Linked DNA regions of Homo sapiens: region 2 is linked to region 1. Evidence: chromatin contacts called from ENCODE Hi-C or POLR2A ChIA-PET data. All regions are on one chromosome and are shown on one strand. The core of a region is the stretch at or near the end of the contact, and the rest is flanking DNA. Distances in the headings are between cores, read along the strand shown. Region 1 has its middle 20 kb from the start of LINC02767. Region 2 overlaps PLXNA2 (plexin A2).

The links. Hi-C counts contacts between places; a loop is a spot of excess contacts on that map. ChIA-PET counts read pairs that join two places held with the same protein, here RNA polymerase II (POLR2A). Pooled maps may share reads with other maps.
Region 2: a map of breast epithelium shows a loop between it and region 1 (18-fold over the local background). The contact joins two enhancer-like sites. A Hi-C loop is called at or near these places in 1 of 168 maps with a recorded cell type or tissue (breast epithelium), 2 of 37 single-sample maps with no recorded cell type and 1 of 50 pooled maps. POLR2A ChIA-PET finds 5 or more read pairs at or near these places in 1 of 52 experiments (CD8-positive, alpha-beta memory T cell).

What each region holds. Positions count from the first base shown.
Region 1 is chr1:207,936,093-207,941,467 of GRCh38, reverse strand. No RefSeq gene overlaps it. Among named protein-coding and RNA genes, the nearest start is that of LINC02767, 20 kb to the left of the region's middle. Within about 2 kb of position 3,352, at least 4 of the 41 ENCODE cell types and tissues checked have a DNase peak (open chromatin) inside an H3K27ac peak, as active enhancers do.
Region 2 is chr1:208,171,058-208,176,432 of GRCh38, reverse strand. The region is part of intron 3 of PLXNA2 (plexin A2); the gene reads left to right. Among named protein-coding and RNA genes, the nearest start is that of PLXNA2, 71 kb to the left of the region's middle. RefSeq lists an enhancer at 1,303-1,803. Within about 2 kb of position 2,057, at least 3 of the 41 ENCODE cell types and tissues checked have a DNase peak (open chromatin) inside an H3K27ac peak, as active enhancers do.

The DNA.
Region 1 (5,375 bases), core at 2,103-4,602:
AAACTTATAATTTGAACACAAGTTTGGGCAGGAGGGTATAGGGTGCCCTGTAGTTGGATCTAGCTGCTTTGCCTGTAAGATGGCTTCTATTTTGCTTGCATTGCTTGTTGTGTTGTTTAAACCTGTGTGTTATCATTGTCATCTTCTCCACATTGTTAAGTGAAAATGCTTTCTAAAAAAGTGGAAAAGCCTGTGAAGAAAGTATATGAACAAAAACCCAATCACTAAAAAGAAGGTTGAGAGTGAAAAAGCGTTTTGAGAAAGGATAATAAATAAAAAAAAATGTATAAGCCGGTAAAAAGACAACCTAATTTGTATTGGATATTAAAAAAATGGTATTTTTGAAGGTAGTATTTGTCTGTACTCACTAATTAGAACTAATGAGAATTAAATGTAATTGACATTTTAAATCCTTTATACCTTTCAGAAATCTTTATGGATTAATACATAGATTAATGACAGTGTTTTAGTGAAATTTGGGGAAATTTCTTGGGGTTTTAAAAAATGCATTTTTATTTTTTTATTTACAGTAATTATGGCTTCTTTGATTTTCTTGTGTTAAACTTTAAAAGAGTATGCAAATTTTAAAAAAATGAAATATAGGCTCTAGTTATCTGAAATTTTGAAATCTAAAACATTTTCCAGAATAAATTGGATTTGGATGTCTCAGGATGCCTGAGGTCACAGACTGAAAGTAGAATTAAATGGTATTATGAGCAAATGTTCTTTTTCACATCTAGAAAGGCCTTTTAACTACAAAGAATTTAATTGTTTTTGTTGTTGCTACTTAGAAATATTTGGCAAGCAAATGACTCTAGATAATGTTTCTAAGAGAACTTCAGAGTCCTCTGATATTGAAGTAAAGTTTGAATCCTAAATCAAATTAAAAAAAAACCAACACACACATTTGAAATAGTTGAGACCTTTATAAATTATCTTTCTCCCAAAAAGAAAAAAAAAATGAGTGTGAAAGCCACAGTTGGTCCATGGACTATTGTGGTTGTTCCTAGCTGGTTTCTCTATCTCTAGTCATCCCTGTCCCTCCTTGTCTCATGGTCAATATATAAAGCTCTCAAAATTCTCTGGTGAAACACTATTTGATCATAACAGCTTCAGGTTCAGGAAACATTAACTCTCCATTTTGTGTGTGTGTCAAATTAAAATGTCTCCTTCCAGTGATCCAATTCCTGCCATGTTTCCAAGCCTCCTTTGACCATAACCTGTGGGCGTGCCCTTCCTTATATGTTACTTCGTGGTTCTCTCCAACACCTTGGGTTGGCGACCCTCTTGTGCTCAATTAGGGACACTGCTCAAATCTGCTTTATTCTGTTCAATTCTCTAGTCCTCTTGGGCACATGTACAACAGGGACATATCTCTCCATACCTTCAAGCACAGGGTATATATAGGGTTAAATACTGCTTGTAAAATGAATGGATAAATATGACATTATCTGCCTAAGTAACCATTGCCAGTCCTGAGAGACATCCATCCTTTTAAATACAAAGCTGAGCTCACAAAAAAGTAAAAGAAATCCCTAAAGGAACAAGAAATCAGATTTATAAATCCGTGCTCCATGCCAAGCTGTCCAGAGGAATTTTTTTAATTGGTCAAATAGAAGTTTTGATTTAAACCATAACAAAGAGGAAAAGAAAGAAGGCCTTTTTTCTGTGGTACCTGAACCAAGACCTCTGGAGAGCACTATTGGTGGAACCATAGGGCCACACTTACTGAAGAACCATACTTACTCACTGAAGGAGAATCAGAAAAAATGCATGCTACTTCTGGATGCATACAAAGGATTATTTTATCATTTACTGTTATGCCTTTCTGAAACCCCACTAAAATGGGAGCAAAGAAAATTTTTTCACAAGAATAAAGAGGTGCAGGACAGATCAGTAATGGTAAAACATTGGAAGCTTAAAAACATATGGAAGAGCAGTAACTGACTTAGAAGAACTGTAGAAGGCTGAATCCTAATCCTGTACTGGGGAAAGCTAAAACAAACAAACAAACAAACAAAAACAGACCTTTAATTTTAAAATCTCCCAAAAGCTTAGAACTGGCAGGAGGAACCTCTAGGAAGTGAAGGTAAAGTTAAAGTTAAAAATGAAATAATTGATTGCAGGTCATTTTAAGAAACAGTTAATCTCCACATTTCCACCCACCTCCTACTTGTTCCTCCTCCCATACCATAGGTAACTGTCCCTTCCCAAATGCAGAAAAATGACCAGAGATCTAGTCACTGAAGGATGTAAGAATCACTAGACTGCCAGACATCAGCGTCTGCTTAGGACAGGTGCATAATTCTGAAAACAGAACATCAGTTGAATGCTGAGATCCTTAGCCTGTTCTCTCACTAGTTCCCAGGACATATGCAGCTAGCACTAAACATCCCAGACAGGAGAATGGAAAACTTCCTGGAGCCTCTGACAAACACAAGAGGAAAGATCCAAAGCTACTGATGCCAAGGAGTTCCCCAAAGATATGTCTCAGCTGCAACCCAAACCCTCACTCTCAGAGCCTCACCAATCAGGTCACTGGTGCTCCCATAGCCAGTAAATATGAACAGACACTCAAGGGCCATCAGATATCAAAGAAAGCCTCTATCATGATACATATAAACCAAATCAAACAAACATGTAAACAGGGTGGTAAAGCAACTTAGAAAAAATGGAGACTATGCAGGGAGAAAAAACATTTTTTAAAAGAACTATCATTAATATTCTCACAGAGATGTGGAAAGATACTAATATCTTTTCTCAAAGGAATGAGAGAAGAAAAGATATTACAAAAAAAAAAAAAAACCAGAATGCCAAAAACAAAAAACAAAAAAAAGAAACAACATTCAGAAAACAAAACGTAATAAAAGAGTTGAAAATCACCCAGGATAGAGTAAAAACACAAGATGGAAAATATTATTGAAAAGAAAAGAAAGCCAGAGGGCTAGTTCAGAAAGTCCAATACCCAGACAACAAAATAGTTCAAGATATTTTCCCTTATTAAATTCAATTAAATTTGGCCTAAGCTGCCTCTGTATTTTGAATTTTTACATAGCAAACTGCAACCTCAGCGTGTACACAAATGGCAAACCACCTTAAGAGTATTCTTATAACAAATAATAGTCACAGGCTGCCAGCTAATCAGACCATGTTCAAATACAGCAAATGCCATGCTGTATCCAAGCAAGCTGTCTCTGTGTGTCACTTCCTCCTGTCTATAAAGAGCTCCACTTTCAGAGAGCTCCACTTTGCTGAGTGGAGCTCTCTGAACCTCTATTGATTCTAGCTACTGCCTGATTCGTGAATCACTCTTGCTTAAACAAACTCTGCTGGCCGGGCACAGTGGCTCACGCCTGTAACTCAGCACACTGGGAGACCGAGGCGGGCGGATCACGAGGTCAGGAGTTCGAGACCAGCCTGACCAACCTGGTGAAACCCCGTCTCTACTAAAAATACCAAAAAATAAAAAAAAAAAATAGCCCAGTGCAGTGGCATGCACCTGTAATCCCAGCTACTTAAGAGGCTGAGGCAGGAGAATCACTTGAACCCGGGAGGCGGAGGTTGCAGTGAGCCGAGATCATGTCACTGCACTCTAGCCTGGGTGACAGAGCAAGACTCTGTCTGAAAATAAATAAATAAATACATAAACTCTGCTAAATTGAATTTGTCTAAAGTTTTTCTTTTAACACCCCCAAATGGCCAGTTATGTGTTTCCAGAGACAAAAGACTTATCAAGCACTCAGCTATATAGATGAACAAAACCCACACCAAGTAAAAACTCAAGACTATGTTTATTAGCAGGGAAAATAAAAAAATAGTTCAGAAAAGGCAGAAAATATTTAAGTTACTTTGTTCACCTATAGAGTTTGTATAATTTTAAAATAGTAGATGCGAAATAAAGATTGTCCACATCAGTATTAGGATATAACTGTGCAAAATGAACCACGTATTGTCATCCCTGGAATTAACCTTGTGGGGCAGGAGAGTAAATGGTATAATGGAGGAGGTAAAGCAAAACAGCTAAACCTCCTCTGCCAACCTCGGGAATTTACTTGTAATGACAGAAATAGAAAAAATCAGGAAGTAGTAATATAAGCATGTTTTTAAAATAAATATGGAGGTAAATGCCAAAAGAATTTGTAAAAAGAGAGGAATGTGGCTGATGTAGACAGGGGAAATGAGGAGAAGGTATGCTTTTTTTCTTTTTCTGCTTTTTTTTCCTTTTATTTTTGATAATCAGCTTTGTGACAAATAGGAGTCTTTAAAGTACACAGGGATATATTCTGATAAAATCTTTGTTTATATGCGTGCATGGATATGCACACATATACATATATCTATACATATTTTACAAATGTGTATGTATGTGCTATTTAATTGTTTATTTCCACTTTTATTTCTGACAGTTTATATAAAGATAAATCACAAGGAAATTTTTCTTTTTGCATCTGGACTTTGGGGGTGTGGTGGAGTAGGGACAAAAAAAGTTCCCCTAGAACTCTTAACTATAGGCTGACCTTATAAGGGTGGGGGTTAAGAATTCTTATTTTGGAAGATTTTGTTTACTGATGTATTGTGTGCTACTATGACAGTGTTGGCATACAGTAAGCACTCAATAAATATTTGCTGATGAAAAATGAATGAAAATAGATTTCAATTAACAGAATACAATATCCTGTAACACAAAAGGGGAAATCCTTGAATGTTTGAAAAAAATGAAGGTATTAATCTTAGACTTTGTTAAGATTAATATACTGCTAAAAGTTTAAGTCTAACCTCTCAAATAATTGAAATAGAACACTGAACTTCCAAATTAGTATAAGAGGAAAAAAATTGAATTAAGAAAAATGACCTATCTAAAAAAATGAAAATAAAGAAAAAAGAGTTTTTAAAAGTAGGACAAATAGGAAACATGAAATACAATGATAGAAATAAATCTAAATGAATAAATAATTATAATAATTGTAAGTAGACTAAAAACCTACCAATTAAACGATAGAGATGATTAAAATAAAAAGTCAGCTTAATACTGTTTACAAAAGACCCATCTTAAATGTAAAGACACAAGATGCAGAAATGTCAAAAGTAAGAGGCAAGTTAGTAATTCAGGCAAATACTGATAGAAAAAAACTCATGTATTTATATTAATATCAAACAAGATCGACTTTAATGCAAAAAGCTTACTGAAGATTAATATAATTAAATATTGTTTTAATTCTATCCCATTCTATACCTAATAATATAGTTTCAAACATACAAAGCAAAATTGATAGAACTATGAAAAGAAAACAACAAAAATCTATATACTTAGTGAAAGATTTTAATGCAATCAATCACAACAATATTACATTAATAGATTAAGCAGTCAATCAGCT
Region 2 (5,375 bases), core at 808-3,307, 240 kb before region 1:
CAAGAAAAAATCTGTAGCAATGTTGTTTGTAGCCTGGAAACCCATGCTTAAGTTGGCCATGGCTCCTTGCTCTGGTAGGTAAGGGCAGATGTGGATACAGGCATAATTTGAGGAGTAAAGAAGGGGTGACAGCCTCTTCTTACCCATGCCCGTGGAAATGAAATGAATGAGTCTAGAGTTAGTTGCAGGCCACTGGGACCCCTCTGCAGGGCTTACCTGTCTAACCCAGCTCTTGTCATCTCACTGGAAAGGCTGATGGGAACCAGTGCTAGAAGCACCATCCTGGGACCTTTATTTTTTCATCTGTGAAGTGGCAACAATTCCTTACTTGTTTATTTCACAGTTATTGTGACCTTAACTCAAACCTGACTTTGAAAGCCTATTATAAACTGTAAAGCACCAGACAACTATGAGAGAGAAGGAGGGTACGTAAGGCTGGTTGGTTCCAACAGAAACAGAATTGAGCCATCCATCAATTCACTTCAGACAAAACCCCAAGATACCACACAATGGGAAGCCGGCCCGTGTCCAACCCTATAACCATCCTAGTGAGTCCCTAGGCATCTTTTAACTATGGTTTGAACCAGCCTGTCTTCTTTCTCTGGCTATCAGGTTTTCTGAGGCACTCTCTTAGGAAGACTGCCATTCTCCAGCCTGACCTCTGCCAACCAGGGCCTCAGGTTGTTGCTCCCTGGGGCTATGGATGACCTTTCCAGATTTCCAGCCCATTCCCCTGGGGAGCAGTGATTCCTGTTGTGGAGACAGCTGGCCCCAGGACTCCAGCTCAGACTTCTCAACAAAGGACTGGTCCAAGAAGAAGAACATAGTTCCAATCAGACTGCCTAGACTGTCCAGGACACAGGCAAAGTTTGGTCTCCTTTACCCTAAGAGAATCCTTTGGAGGCCATTTTACATTCTTCCTCTTCCTCCAGGCCAGGTAGCCTCTATCTCTTCTTACTTTAATGCTGGAGCCTTTGTGTCCATGTTCAGAGGATGTGCCAGCCCTGGAGGGATACAGTGGGGGAACAAGAAGAGACCTCCCCTGGAAAGGAAGGACTCTTGCCCAGTGACTGGCTGTATTCCATACTGGAGTCCACAGTTCACTGTCTGGTGCTCAGCTGGGATGAGTGGACCCAGTTGGAATGTAGGAAGACTCACGCTTTGTTCTTATCACATCCCTGCCCTCTCCCCCTCCACCCTTTAGCCTTCTTTCTCATCCTCCCTTAGTGGAGCTCCTGAGTGCTCTTCAGGTACAGGGTCTCCAGGTGTTCCGGTTCACTCATCATATACCTTCTCCCCCAAAGATTCCTGCAGGATCAGCCAGTCTGCTCACTGCTGTTGAGTTCTGTTTTCTAAGGGGTACAGGAGCTCCCACGAGCCACTAGTGTGCAAAGTCCTAACAACAGCTGGCTCCCACCTGTCCCAGCTCCCCCAGAGGCAGCAAATGGCCAGGGCTGGACAGAGTTCCCAGCACCAGGGAGGTATCAGATCAGCAGGGGCCAAATCCGATTTCCCTTGCATTCCAGAGGCATTGAGGGAGACCAGGAAACACCAGCTCATTTCCTCGGGGAATTTCTCTTGTATCCACCACTGTTGTCACTTTGCAGTCGTGAACTTGAGGATATACAGGTGGGGGGAACACATGAGGAGGAGAGAAGGCCTAAGGGCTAGTGTGGAGCAGGGAGTGCATTGTGGGGTTTGAGTTTCAGAACTGAAAGCAGAGAAACTGGGCTGAGCCTTGAGCAGAAGTGCCTGGTGACCCCTGTGGCCCTGGTGCATGGACCAGCCTATTGGGGGCATGGGAGCTCCTCCGGCTTCCCACTCTGATGGCTTAGGTCAGCAGCCTTCACCTGCCTCTTCTGCCCTTCCCAGTCTCCTCCCCTCAGTTTGTCTTCTTCCCCTCCCTGCACACCTCCAGCCTGCCTCCTCCATATGGTCTCCACATCTGGCTGATGACCATCCAGAGAGTTTGACAATGCCTTCTTCCCTCCCTCCACAGCCCTTACCTCCTCCCACCCCCACCCGCGGCGTCTCCTTATGACTCTGCCTTCTGTGTTCCTCCTTCCCTCCCCCAGGCGCCTCTGCAAGAATAGAACAAGCAGGCAGGCTTTCCAAAGAGTTAGCCCTTCTCTCTCCAGCCCCCAACCCCACACACAACCATTGGCTGCCAGGCCATAGCAAGTCCCCACTCCTCTCTTTTCCATACTCAAAGCCCCTCACCGACAGGAGCTGAGGTCTGCCAGTGGGCAGGACCCCTCCATGACCAGGCAAGTGGCCTAGACACATTTGCAAAAACCAGTCACGTCATGACTCAGAGATTCTACCTCTGATCCAAATACCCTTCTCAGAGGGGACTTGGCACAAGGGAGAAAACCCACATATTCCACCAACTTCTCTTCTTTTCAAAGCGCTATCTCAGCGGGCTCCTAATTCTGTCTCCAGCATATGTGCTTCTGTGTGAGTGGGGGTGCGCACATGCACCACATCTCAGCATCCTGGTACCCGCATGGCATTCCCAGGAGGGGCAGAGGAAATGAAAGTCGAGCAAGCAGCAGCAGATGTTGCTGGAGTTCTTCTTCCTGGCTTGGTGCTGCTCATCCTTCTGCAGGTCAGACTGGTAATGAGAGGATTAATTTTAGTTCTCCTCCTTCTTGGCCCCAATATGGCTGGCCAATGCTAGTTCAGCTGGTAACATTTTCATTGGCAAATCCTCCACTCACCCTTGAGACAGGCTCAGCATGCACAGCCCCAGAACGAGATCTGCTGGGAACAGAAGCCTTGGCCCTTATTCTTGGACAGATATGACAGCTTGGTAGCAAAGAACTGATCCTTTGTCCCCTTGCTGGTAGACTGGAAAGAACGCTGGGCTGGACTGCAGGTGAATCCTGCTTGGCCGTGTGCTAGCTGTGTGATTCTGAGAACTTCACTTAGATTCTCTGAGCTCCGATTTTCTCAGTTCTTAATGAACATAATAACATGGGATGCACAGGGCTTGTTGCAAGGATTAAATAAGATAATATATTCATATATAGTAAGCACTCAGCAAATGCTAGATTAAGTCTGAAATCTAAACGGGGCTCATAGTGCAGGGAAATAGAACTGCAGACTTTTTAAGAGACCTTCAAAGGCTCACTAATCCAACATCCTCGATATGGCAGTAAAGGCATTAATACTAGTGGCCGTAATACTAGTAAACACACATAATGTTTTCTGTGCCATCTACTGTTCCAAGTACTTTATTTGTATATATTAACTCTTAATCTTGCACCGACAGGATTTGAAATAAGGAAATTTTACAAATGAGGGCATTTGGCTTATAGAGGCTGAGAGCCCTGCTCTTGTTAGTGGTAAAGCCAGGAGTCCAATCTAGCAATACTGGTTGTAGATTTTGCTCTTAATCACTACCCAACACTGCCTCTCAGATATGCCAGTGAGGCAGCTCCAGCCTAGAGGGCAGTAACTTGCTCACAGTCACCTCGCTGTTAATCTTCTCCCTCTCAGGCCTGGGCTCTTTCTGTGATGTTGAACTGATTAGTCATATTCACTGGGAGCTGCTAGAAGGACCCATCTTCTGCAGCCAGCCAGCCGTCCCCAGAGTATCCCAGTTACTCCTTTCTTCTCTAATGCTGCCCAAAAGTGTCCCCTGAACACAAAAAAACAGCTTTGTGCAGGCTCCTGCAGGGACTCCCAGGTAAGGCCTGAGCACTCTCAGCCCTCCCTTCTGCCAAGATGGATAGTACCATCCAAGGACATGATGAGATCAGCTCCCTCAGCCCTCCAGAATCTGTTATAAAGAGAAAGCAGCTTCCTTGGGATAGTTGCCACCCAAGAACTCAGAAGCCAAGCTTTCCAGCGGTGAGATAAGTGTCAGGGCATGTGCTCGGCTCAGCCTGCCCAGAGCTGAGGTCAGACCCTTGTGACCCCCAGGTGTCATCTGCGGATGGGGGCAGTGCTGTGGGCACAACTAGCAGGCAGAGGAGATGGAAGAGGAGGGGGCAGCGGTAACTTGGAAGTACTTAGGAGTTGTTTTTAAAAGCAATGTCAAAGTAGAGAGCTAGAAATTGAAGGAAGAACAGAACACACTTTTTACAAAGCAAAGTCCAGGGATCCCTGGTCTTTCACAATATGACCCCACCAACCTTTCCAATTCCACAGTACTTCCTCCAACCCAAAACATTACCTCTGCAAATAACAGAGCCCCAAACAGTGGTTTTCACATAGGTCTGCAAACAATATGTGCATCTTTCCTTTGGAGCCACTCTTCAGGCTGCTGTTACGTTGGTGCAAAAGTCTTTGTGGTTTTTGCCTGTTTTCCCCCCAGCTCTCTATTTTGACACTGCTTTGTGCTTATCTCACTGCACAACATTGGTGCAGAAGTAATTGCGGGTTTTGCCTTTTTTTTTTTTATGGCAAAACCCACAATTACTTCTGCACCAATGTAATAACTGCTAAGATGTACTGAGCACCTACTATGTGCCCCAGGCACTATGCATCATATGCATTTTCTTAAATTAATTCTCACCACATAATCCTATTAGGGTAAGAGCTATTATTATCATCTTAAAAAAAACTTCCTTTTTATACAGGGTCTCACTGTCACTCAGGCTGGCATGCAGTGATGCAATCATGGCTCACTGCAGCCTGGATCTCGTGGGCTCAAGCGATCCTCTCACCTCAGCTTCCCAAGTAGCTGGGACTACAGGCGCATGCCACATCATGCCTGGCTAATTTTAAAAATTTATTTATCGCAGAAACAGGGTCTCACTCTGTTACCCAGACTGGTGTCAAACTCCTGGCCTCAAGCCATCCTCCCGCCTTGGCCTCCCAAAGCACTGGGATGAGGCATGAAGGTGTTGGGATGAGGCATGAGCCATCTTGCTAGGCCTATTACCAACATTTAATAGTTAAAGAGATCAGAGGTTAGCGAGCAGGTTAGGTAACTTAGGCAAGTTTCTTAAACTCCTACTGCCCCCATTTTCCTTCTGCTACAATGGGGGACTAACTCAGAATTTATTTTGAGGATTAAATGTATTTTGAGAATTAAATGATAGAGTACATATCAAACCTTTAAAATGTATCTGGGCTGTAGTAAGCATTTAGTAAAAGTTAACTGTTATTATTATCATTACTGCATTCACCATCTCCTCTGACTGAAAGTACCCCAGCCCTTCCCCAGCATGCTCAAATCTCACTAGTCCTTCAGGTTCAAGCTGTGACAGTGCCAACATGGCACCCTGCACTACCACCACACTGCTCTTCTTTGATAAGGACAACTTGCCTCTTCCCAAGTTTATCAAATGCTAAGGAAGCTTACCTACTTACCTTTAATCTATGTCCCCTGGTTCAGATTGGAGCCCATCATGAGATGTTACCAC